Linked DNA regions of Homo sapiens: region 1 is linked to region 2. A link is an interaction called in ENCODE POLR2A ChIA-PET data of the cell type or tissue named here. Cell type or tissue: Caco-2. All regions are shown on one strand. Each heading gives the region's core, and the rest is flanking DNA. Links, peaks and the distances in the headings are about the cores only.

The links. Peaks named below come from ENCODE experiments on the same cell type or tissue, not always from the same donor. Only the 100,000 strongest peaks of a DNase experiment are listed, where the experiment ranks them.
Region 1: POLR2A ChIA-PET joins it to region 2 with 11 read pairs; 5 of 35 experiments call an interaction of 5 or more read pairs at or near these places.

What each region holds. Positions count from the first base shown.
Region 1 is chr5:136,032,199-136,037,316 of GRCh38, reverse strand. It overlaps TGFBI (transforming growth factor beta induced), which reads right to left. Exons shown (of 17, transcript NM_000358.3): 2 at 3,456-3,554. Among named protein-coding and RNA genes, the nearest start is that of TGFBI, 5.8 kb to the right of the region's middle. In Caco-2, for the core only: no CTCF peak of the experiment used is centred there; no DNase peak of the experiment used is centred there.
Region 2 is chr5:136,120,503-136,125,620 of GRCh38, reverse strand. No RefSeq gene overlaps it. Among named protein-coding and RNA genes, the nearest start is that of SMAD5, 9.8 kb to the left of the region's middle. In Caco-2, for the core only: no CTCF peak of the experiment used is centred there; a DNase peak (open chromatin) is centred at 2,090.

The DNA of each region.
Region 1 (5,118 bases), core at 1,168-3,667, 88 kb after region 2:
TCTTTGTTTGATTAGCCATTGTATCACTCCGGTGCTATTTAGGATCTGAAATAAATGCTAAAGTGAATTTCCGAACAATAAAATTCACAATAACAGCCACTAAATAGGGACCCACTGGTAACCACTTCCTGTAATAAAGTCCATATGTCAGCTTGACGCATTGCACCAGAAACTCAGGCCCTTCTCTCTTTGTAAATGCAGAAAAGCTTTTGTGTGCAGGCAACAGAGCTTCACCTGATGATAGCAGTGGAGTCTGGGGCCTCACAAAAGCAGGCAGGTGGCTCCAGGCTCCTGTCTCACCAGGTCGGCTCCTGTATCTCTGTGTGACCTCTCACCACAAAGTATTCCCCTGTATGCTTGGTACCCGTTGTCTGCTTCCAAGGTGAAATTCTCCTTCTGGTTTCTTGACCCTTGACAACCTGAGCTGCCTCCTCCCCCATGATACTTTACTCCTTTTCATCCCAACATACACCTCTGCTCCAGCCTCCTTCTCTGGAGTCTTGCTGAGAAAATTCCAACTGCCTATGGACCTCATGCAGAGACAGTCCTTTTTGCCCCAACCACTACTGTGCTCCCATTTCCCAGTCTGCTCCTCACTCAACTAAAGGCATCTAGGGACCTACTTTCCCCAGGATAACATCAACTCCAGCCAGCACAGTCCTCTCCCCTTCCCACCTGACCACCCATGGCACTGAATTCTGACCGTATGGTGGTCAGACAGTAGCCTCCTCACTGGTCTTGGTCTCAGGTACACAGGAGCCCTGCCAAGCCACTCTTACTGAGCTCTCTACAAGAACAGAGATGGGTTCCACCTCTTCCTCTCTCTGAGTTCTCTGGATCTTTTCCAGGGCAGCTCCACCTTCCTAATACTACATGTAATGTTCCAGGAAGGGCCTCTCTTGTCCTAGAAGTTTTATATCAAATAATATTTTTCTATCTTCATTTTCTCTCTTTGAAGTTGCCCAAAGCAGTGGCCACAAATTCAAGAGTTGAATGTAAATGTCATATCCTTCTGGCTTTGTGAGACTAGGCCAACAGCTGGGACTGGGCATCGGGCTTTGCCTGAGTCCACTCTGAACCCCATCTCCCCACCTCATCCAGACATTTCTTCCTTTTCCTAGAGGACTCCCCTTGTGCTCACTGGGTAAGGGAGCTGCGCCACCACATCACCACATTATCATATCCAAACCTGCCCCCGAGGGGTTGACCTGCTCATCAGGAACATTTTGGCAACACACAGCTCTGTTGCTTGTGCCTTGTCCTGGCACACAAAGATACAGGTACAAGAGCCAAGGCGACTCATCACTGACAGTATTCTCAGCCTGGACACTGATAGGGAATGTTATCGAGCTATTGTTAACTAGCTGGGCAAATGCTTCAGCCCAGCGGCACCCCCGAAACAGTGTGGCAGATGCTACCCTGTAGCCAGCTTGTCATCATAAACGGGTCTCCATTTTCAGAGAAACTTGAATTAACAAAAAAGATGGCCCTCTGAAGCCCAGGGCTCTTGAGATATAGAAGAGTTGTTTGCTTGGCACTAGCACTCTGGTCACCTTCCAAGAAGCAATTAGGTGAGGCCTGGCTTTGTGTTTAATTAAGTAATTAATTGTTAATTTGAGTAGATAATATACACACATGGGAAAAAATCAATCAGTACTAAAGGTTTTCTTTTCTTTTTTTTTTTTTTTTTTTGAGACGGTGTCTCACTCTGTCACCCAGGCTGGACTGCAGTGGCACGATCTTGGCTCACTGCAAGCTCCGCCTCCCAGGTTCACGCCATTCTCCTGCCTCAGCCTCCCGAGTAGCTGGGACTACAGGTGCCCGCCACCACGCCCGCTAATATTTTTGTATTTTTTTAGTAGAGACGGGGTTTCACCATGTTAGCCAGGATGGTCTCTGTCTCCTGACCTTGTGATCCGCCCACCTCGGCCTCCCAAAGTGTTGGGATTACAGGCGTGAGCCACTGTGCCCGGCCCATCTTTTTTCTTATTTTTTAAGTCAGGCATCCTGGAAGAATGGGTGGTGTATAATTTGCATAGTCTCCTTTTGTTCATAGCAGCAAGAATATCGCTGGGTGTCTGTTAGCTGAATCTTGGCAGTGTGTCCTCCTAGCTCACTCAACTTTTAGCTTGCAGGCTGGGCTGTCAATCAGGCATGGAGCAAGCTGCCATGGACCTGCCCTGGACAGGCTCCCAGGGACTGCTGGTATCTCCCCAGCTGTGCCATGAATCCCAACTTCCCTCAATTCATATTAGGATTGCTAATTGCCTAACATAATCAGGGTCACACATTGGAATATTTATTTCCACATACAGTTTAAGGAAAGAGCATTTTCTCTTCTTTCAGTTGGCTATTAAATTGGAGGAGATGTCTGCTCAAAAGCAATGTCACAACAATAAACTTAAAAATCCCTAACATTGAAAAGTGCTTAAGAGAGTGGCTTAGAGTTTCTTAATCATCCCATTATGTATGGAGACAGGAGGAAGGTCAGGCCTTCACAAGTGGCTCAGGAGATTTGTCATACACATCTTCCTAGCTATAGGAGACAGCCAGCTTTGAGATCTGTTGACAGTGCCAAAACAGATTAGGTTTCCCCAGAATTGTTAGAACATGCACCTGATTCCACCAGGGAGCTGGGCAGTGGGGTAAAAGCTGCCTCCCTCCTTGCTGAAACAGACATCAACAAGCCCTATTGTAACCACACTGGTCCACACCCCGTTGGCACTCTTACTTCTGCTTGTGTGGTCTAGATTTGCAAATCTAGGGTGATAATAATAATAGTAGCTAGCATTTATTGAGCACTGATATATGCTGGGCACCATATTCAGTCTCTTATGTACATTATTTCATTCAATCCTTGTAACAACCCCATAAGGTGGGTCCTTTTGTTATACGAACTTTTCAGGTAAAGCAATGGAGGGTTCTAAAGATGAATCGACTGGCCCAGGTAGAGCTAGGGTTTGAATGAGGAAGTCTGTGCAAATATTATATGCTATGCTGTCTCATAATCTGCATATGTTTAGTGCTCTAAGTCTTTTTGGGGTGTTTACCTTAGGACTGTAAGATAGGGATGGCATTCTTTAGTACAGATTCACCAATGGGCTTTCTTTTCCAGAGTCACATGCTGGTGGCTTCTCCACTGCATATCTGTATTATTTTATGAGGATTGAGAAACACACACACACACACACACACGCAGTGTTTCATGTTTCTTGCAAACCCAAACCAGCCCTGAAAAATGTCTCCAAGTCTTGTCAGCAGCCTTAAAAATGCAAAACAAAATTGGCCAGCTTCCTAAAAATGCCACTCCCTAGCACGCAGGTCCCAGACATGTTCGCACATGCATCTTCATGGCTTTTTAGGCAACCTGACCTTCTAGAAGGCTGGCCCAGGCCCTGGGGAACTGCAGCCAGCGTGCATACAGCTTGGTCTCCTGGCTGGTTACAGATACTCACGTTGATTTGCCACAGATTTTCCTTTGGTACCACTGCTTGCAGTTGGTGAAGTACTTCCTATTAGTGCCAATAACCTTCTGCACAGCACACACGTTGGGGCTGAAAACAAAAGCAGCAGAATTAGGAAGATGATCAGCACGTCCACCCCACTTTAATGACTCCCATCGTGTTTGCCTCCTTGGGTCACTGGAACTTTCTAGAGATAGAGGAGAGAGTCATTTCAGTCTTGGTACTGGGGATATCTTGGGTTTAGACTTTGGTTCTGTTTACCTAGATTCCCATCAGCCCCCATGAAAGCTTCCCCTGCAAAAATTGTTAAAATCTCTCTTACATACTGATGTAACTTCATGTACATATCCTTCTTTGACATGGGCAATTGATAAGTGTAAACAAAAGCATCTCTCAGGCAGCTCTCCATACAGACATGCTCTGCATGCCTGGACCAGCTGCTTGGCTCCCAAAGACAAGCCATTGTTACTGTCTATCCTATAAACCCGAGGCTTTATAGCTGGTTTAAACCATGGCTGGTTGCTCTCAGGACCCTGATAGGGGATGCTCTCCCATTTAACTCTCAGTTGTTCATTACTTAGATCACAGCTCAAGTCCCACTTCCCCCAGGAGCCTTTCTCCAATGTCCCAGATGACATGCTGCTTCCCATCCTCTGACAGTGGATACGGTCCTTATTTGATGTTGGGTTCCAAACAGAATTCCTGTAAGTGATGCGGGGAGGTGGGGGGTGTCTCTTCTCTGCATCTAACACTCAACAGAACCTTGAGGACAAGTGTTCTGCCTTGTTCTGTTGTTCACATTCTAGATGGGGCCTAGCATCCAGGCAGGGTGTAGAAGGAGCACGAAATGAACTTGTTGAAAATACTGCTCCCCAAACTACCCAGATCCAAAGAATCCTCAGGGACCCTGTGAAAAAGCAGAGTGTAAATGTCTGGGGGTTCTGCTAAGAAGCCTTTTCCAGAACCACAGGATTTTGGTTTTGCATGTTTTTTTCAAGTATACCAAGTCCTGACCCAAACTGTGCTCAGGCCAGGTGATTGTGAAAGCTTCATTAGGAGCCCCTAGGGAAAGGAAGCTGCTGTGCTACGTGGTCAGTCAGGAGAGGCGTGGTCAGTCAGGAGAGGGTTGATCTTCCTGAGCCAGAGGCAGGCATGCATCTGACTGAATCACAAGTCAGAGGAAAGCAAATAAAACAAACAATACTGAGGGCTTTCACAAGACCTCCAAGCTCAGAGAACTTCAGGTATCACCCAAAGGATGAAGTATTTCTTTAACATCAATTTCCCTGTTACTTTAAGAATGCCATCCACAGACATCACTTGATGTGCAGCGTATTTGTTAAGAAGACACCAATATTGCAGTAAAAACTACACCTACTGTCCCCATCATGATTCCTCTGCAGGAACTTGAACAATTCTCAAATATTCAGAGTCAGGCTTTTGGGTGGGAGTCCATTCTGCCCCTTCATTTCTCTGCCCTGTCTCTTCTGCGGTGATATGACTGTCACCTCTTGGCCAGTTTTTTGTTCAACAGGTGAAAGTGAGTGGGCCCAGGAGGGACAATGAGCATTAATGAATCCATGTAAGGATCTAGGGACAAGAGAAGTGAAGGCTGGAGAAGGGACCACAGCCAGCAGAGGCCCATGCCTCCCTA
Region 2 (5,118 bases), core at 1,004-3,503:
CTTGATCAAAGTCTGTATTCCCCAATGTAATTAAGCTCCTCTTCACAACTGTCCTCAACATGTAGATCAGGGCCCGGTGTGCTGTAGGCCTTTAATAAAGGGACATTGAATTTTCTGCTTCAATTTTGGTCTTATGTGTGCTCCTAGTTAAAATCACTTTGCTCCCATTTAATTTTTTTAAATTTCCTATTCAAATATTAGTATGTAAGAGAGTGTGACTCTCTCCATCTCCCAAGCAGAAACTCAGCCCTTAAACTTACCATTCATTCATTCGATTATTCATTCAACATAAAAATGTTTATATAGTACCTACTCCGTGCCTGGCACTGTGTCAAGCCCTGGGAATACAAAGGTGAATTATACTTTCCCTGTGCTAGTGAAGCTAACAGTCTTCTGGGGGATGTTTGGTTGTCTTCTGTCTTCAAAATCCATAAACGCTAGATGGAAGACTCTCAGACTAAAAATCAAAAATCTATCCTTTCAAAGCTGGAAGCCTACATATTCTCAGTGGAGGAGACTCTTCTTACCTTTAAGGAACTCCTTGTTTTGTAAAAAGCTTCCACCTGTAATAGACCATTTAATTATGAAAATGTAAAACAAGGACCTTTTTCTGAAATAGAGTTTTTAGCACTGAAGGGTTAACTATTCAGTCTGATCATTGGAAAGGCTGTTACAAGCAAAGCTGTATCCCACTCAGCTACATTATCTGAAATGTTTCATTGCTAAGTATGGATTTTTAAAAAATCGCTTTATAGTTTTTACACAAATAATGCATGTTTATTGGGAAAATTCAAATTATAGCAAAAAGGTCCAAAAAGGTAAAAATTACTTAAAATCCCATGAATCAGAAATGACCATGGTCAATACATTGATGGAACATCTTACAAGACATCTCTTTATGCACACACACACACACACATACACACACATGCACACACACATAAATAGCTGATATTGATTAAGCACTTATTTATGCAAAGTACAGAGTGACACGCCTTTTATATTTGATGAAATGCTACGATAACCTACAATGTAGTCATGGTTACCAACATTATCATTCTCCTTTTTATAAAGGAAGAAACTAAGGCACAAGCCATTAAAGAACTAGCTGTTGTGAATGCACATATTCCTATAGCCTGTGAGGGTTTACAACTCTCAGAAGTGTTTGTAACCTGCCTTGGAAGCTTCATTTTTTTAGAAACTGGTATTTGCAAAATGCTTTGTTAATCATTAAAGGATATAAGAGAATTTGTTTGAAATATTTTGTACATGAAGCCCATTTCTTACTTTGCTATATTCTGTAAAATCTTGCATTCTCTGCTTTCTACAGCTCAGTCCCTTCCAACCTCTCCTAGCGTCTCCTATACCTCCTTCCTTTTCCTTGTCATTAAACTGGTGTTTTTGCTGTCCTTACTGTTCCCACCTCCCACCTGGCCATCACATTGCCATCAGCACACCTTTGCTTTTATAGTAATCACTAAAGGAGATGTCCCTTCCTGTAACCAGTGCTACCTTTCCTTCCCAGGCCACCTTACATATCTCCTCCTCCTTCATGACCTGGCTGATCCTCAAGGATCTTTTATTGATGCTTGACATTCTGGAAGGTGCATAAAAAGGAAAAGAGATACACAATGCTGAAATGGAGAGAGGTGAGGGGTTTTACAACCATTTTACAGATAAGAAAATGGAGGTTCAGAAAAGTGAAGTCATTTCCTGAGTTTATACACATAGCGATGAAACTAGAATTCAAATCCAAGTGAACCTAACTCTCAAGCTCTTGCTCTAACCATGACACAATACTGCCTGCTTTCTTGACTCACTCTTTTTGAGATGCAGAACCATTCTAAACTTTTGCACTCTAACAAAAATGGTACTTATGAATCCTGTGATCAATGTCAGGGAACCATAATACTCTGTAAACCAAGCTGAGAAAACAATAGGTTACTAAGTAAGAGAATGAATAAATAAATGTGTCAATGTGCACAACTGCAATTTCTAGCCTGAATTTGTATTGGGTGATGGTGAAGTCATACAGAGAAAGTAAGCCATAAAACTTTGTATTTATTCTAACAGCCAGGTAAGGGCCCTGAGCAAGCTCAAAAGGCCCTGAGTGAATGGAGTTAGTGTTTCGACATGTTTATCTTGAAGTGTAGTGAAACCTATTCATTCTATTTGTATAATGACTAATGCTTCTGTGGATGTATCATTTACAATATGGTGGCATTACTAATGTGCCACATTAGAGGTGATTTAAAGTGTTGAATCAAATCAGTTAAGCTCTTCTAAGTCAACTCTAGCTACCCACCTCATGTGGTGTAAGGTTTCCACTGCAGAGAGAGACCATGCTAAGCAGTCCAGGGATGTTGATCTCATCTGTGTTGCCTCCACAGACCTGCTTTTATAGAGCACTGTTGCATTGTGTACTGAAAACTAAATTTCAAAGGTTTTAAAAAGAGGGTAGAAAGTCAACAAAGTCCTCTGCTTCAAATGTGTCACAGATGGAGCAGAAGGAGCCCCCTGCCAGGTCATTCTGTCAGAAATGAGAATTTGTACGACTTCTGAGCTCCAAAGTGGTCTTGGGTATAATGTCTCTGAGATCAGAGCAAAAACCATCTGGGGACTGCTTCTGGCTTCCATGACCATTGGAAGGAAGTCTGTTCTCATATGAGAGTAAATATTTACTTTACCTGCTTATGATTGCTAGATGAGTTTCCATTATATGCTAGGAACTATAAGGTAAGAAATTATTCTATACATTTCTCTATTTATTCATGAAAAATAAGGATATTCAAAGACAAAGATATCAGTGGAAAAGAATACACACCGGCCGGGCGTGGTGGCTCAAGCCTGTAATCCCAGCACTTTGGGAGGCTGAGGCGGGCGGACCACGAGGTCAGGAGATTGAGACCATCCTGGCTAACATGGTGAAACCCCGCCTCTACTAAAAATACAAAAAATTAGCCAGGCGTGGTGGCGGGTGCCTGTAGTCCCAGTAACTCAGGAGGCTGAGGCAGGAGAATGGCGTGAACCTGGGAGGCTGAGCTTGCAGTGAGCTGAGATTGTGCCACTGCATTCCAGCCTGGGTGACAGAGCAAGACTCCATCTCAAAAAAAAAAAAAAAAAAAAAAAAATAGAATACGCACCTCTCCCAGTGAACCTCTTTCCCTATCTCTTCCTTCAGTCAGTTCTCTGTCCTGATCTCTAGTATCATGATTACAACTCTCTTTTTGATTCATTTATTCACTCAACAAACATTTGCTGAGTGCTTGTTATGTGCCCAGCCCTGGGGAATGCCCTATAGAGTAAAAACAGGCAAAGGCTCTGCTCTCAGGGAATAAAATCAAGTCAGGGAGACAGACATAAATCGCTTAATCTCTAGTTTGCCTGAATAAGATGATCCAAAAACACCCTCTTTATTTTTCTGATCATCATTGGCTGAGCTAATTTTTAAAGTGTATTTTTTTTCTCTCTTTCTACTCATCTCATCATCAATACCTGGAGTTCATTTTTTGAGGCCTACAACCAGCCTCAGAGAAACAGATATTCTCATGGTTTGCTTGTTGTCTTTGTAACATTGACATAGCCACAGACAAATTGGAGTAATGAGGCAGCCAGATACCCAAACACCTACATCTACATTGACTCTTGAAGGATTTAGCACCTGGGGTGCTGATGATTACCATGATTCATAAGCAAGTCATGTCATCATTGAGCTGTGATATTTCACTTTGAAGACCCCAACAGTTCTAGAACTACTAGGATGCAATAAAAAATTTAGTCAGCAGGCTAATGCCCTGTAGCTAAATTGCATAGGAAAACCGACACTAGACACAGGTTGTATGCTGAGCAGTTTGTGGCTGCTACCTTTATTTTATTTTAATTTTTTTGAGAGACAGGGTCTTGCTGCGTCACCCAGGCTGGAGTGCAGTGGCACAATCACAGCTCACTGCAACCTCAACCTCCCAGGCTGGAGCGATCTTCCCACCTCAACCTCCCAAATTGCTGGGATTACAGGCGTGAGCCATTGTGCCTGGCCTGGCTGCTACCTTCAAAGACTCTTAGCACCCTTAAGTAGGAAGCCTTAAAAAGTACTTTAATGAAGTCCTTTTCTCCACAGCACACATGAAGACAAACATACCAAAAGAAACTCATTCCTTAGCCTTACACTTGTTTTCTTCTTACTCCTTATAATGGAAAGGAAGGGGTGAATACAAGTTAGCAGTGGTAGAAGAGGCATTTTGCAAGGACACATGAGAGTTTGAGGTGACAAGGAATATGGTTTCCTTGACCATAAAGACATACTTTATGGTATCAGTCTACTGAGGCTGGCTTGTCCAGCAGTTGGGGATCCAGCCAGCCCTAGAGTGGCCCTTCTTCTCTTTTTTGAACTTTTACAGAGTTCTTTGTAGTTAGTTGTCTCAAAAGAAACTCCTAAGTTTGCCATTACCCAAAATGAAGCACCCCTATTGGTTAGAAGTTCATGCCAAGCCTCCTTAGAAAGCATTGGTTTATCTCACGCCCAGCCCTTTTACAGTTTGGTAGGGACATCAGTCCTCATCTAGGCCATTATGGACAGAGCTACAGGGGTGCTACCACTTGAACCACATGACATAAGCCAAAACCACTGATCCAGGAATGAAGTGGCTCAGGTCACTTTCCTGATAAGATGACTAGGGGCATGGTAGACACCATGGACTTCCTGGACTCCAACACTGCCAGCCCAGCACACAAAGTGAGGGCTGGGCATCTGCTCGGCATGGCTACCTTTCCCCATACAAGACATTCCATGATTCATGTATCCACCCAAACACTCATACTTTTACAGACAGTCTACTATGTGGCAGACTTTGTGACAGGTGCCAGACACAGTGGTGAGCAGCAGGCCTGTCCCTGCTCACACAGATCACATAACCTAGTGGGAGGAATGGGTAATAATTGGATAACCACACAGTATGAAAAGGAGCATGGGCTGCCAGCGCACAGAACCAAAGGACGACGAGGGCTGCTCTGACACGTAGGTGATTGAGGTGAGACCTAGTGGGTGAACAGGAGTTCATGAAGTAATGGAAAAGTCTGGGTGGGGATTAGAGTGGAGGAAGCCTTGTAGGCAGAGGGAAT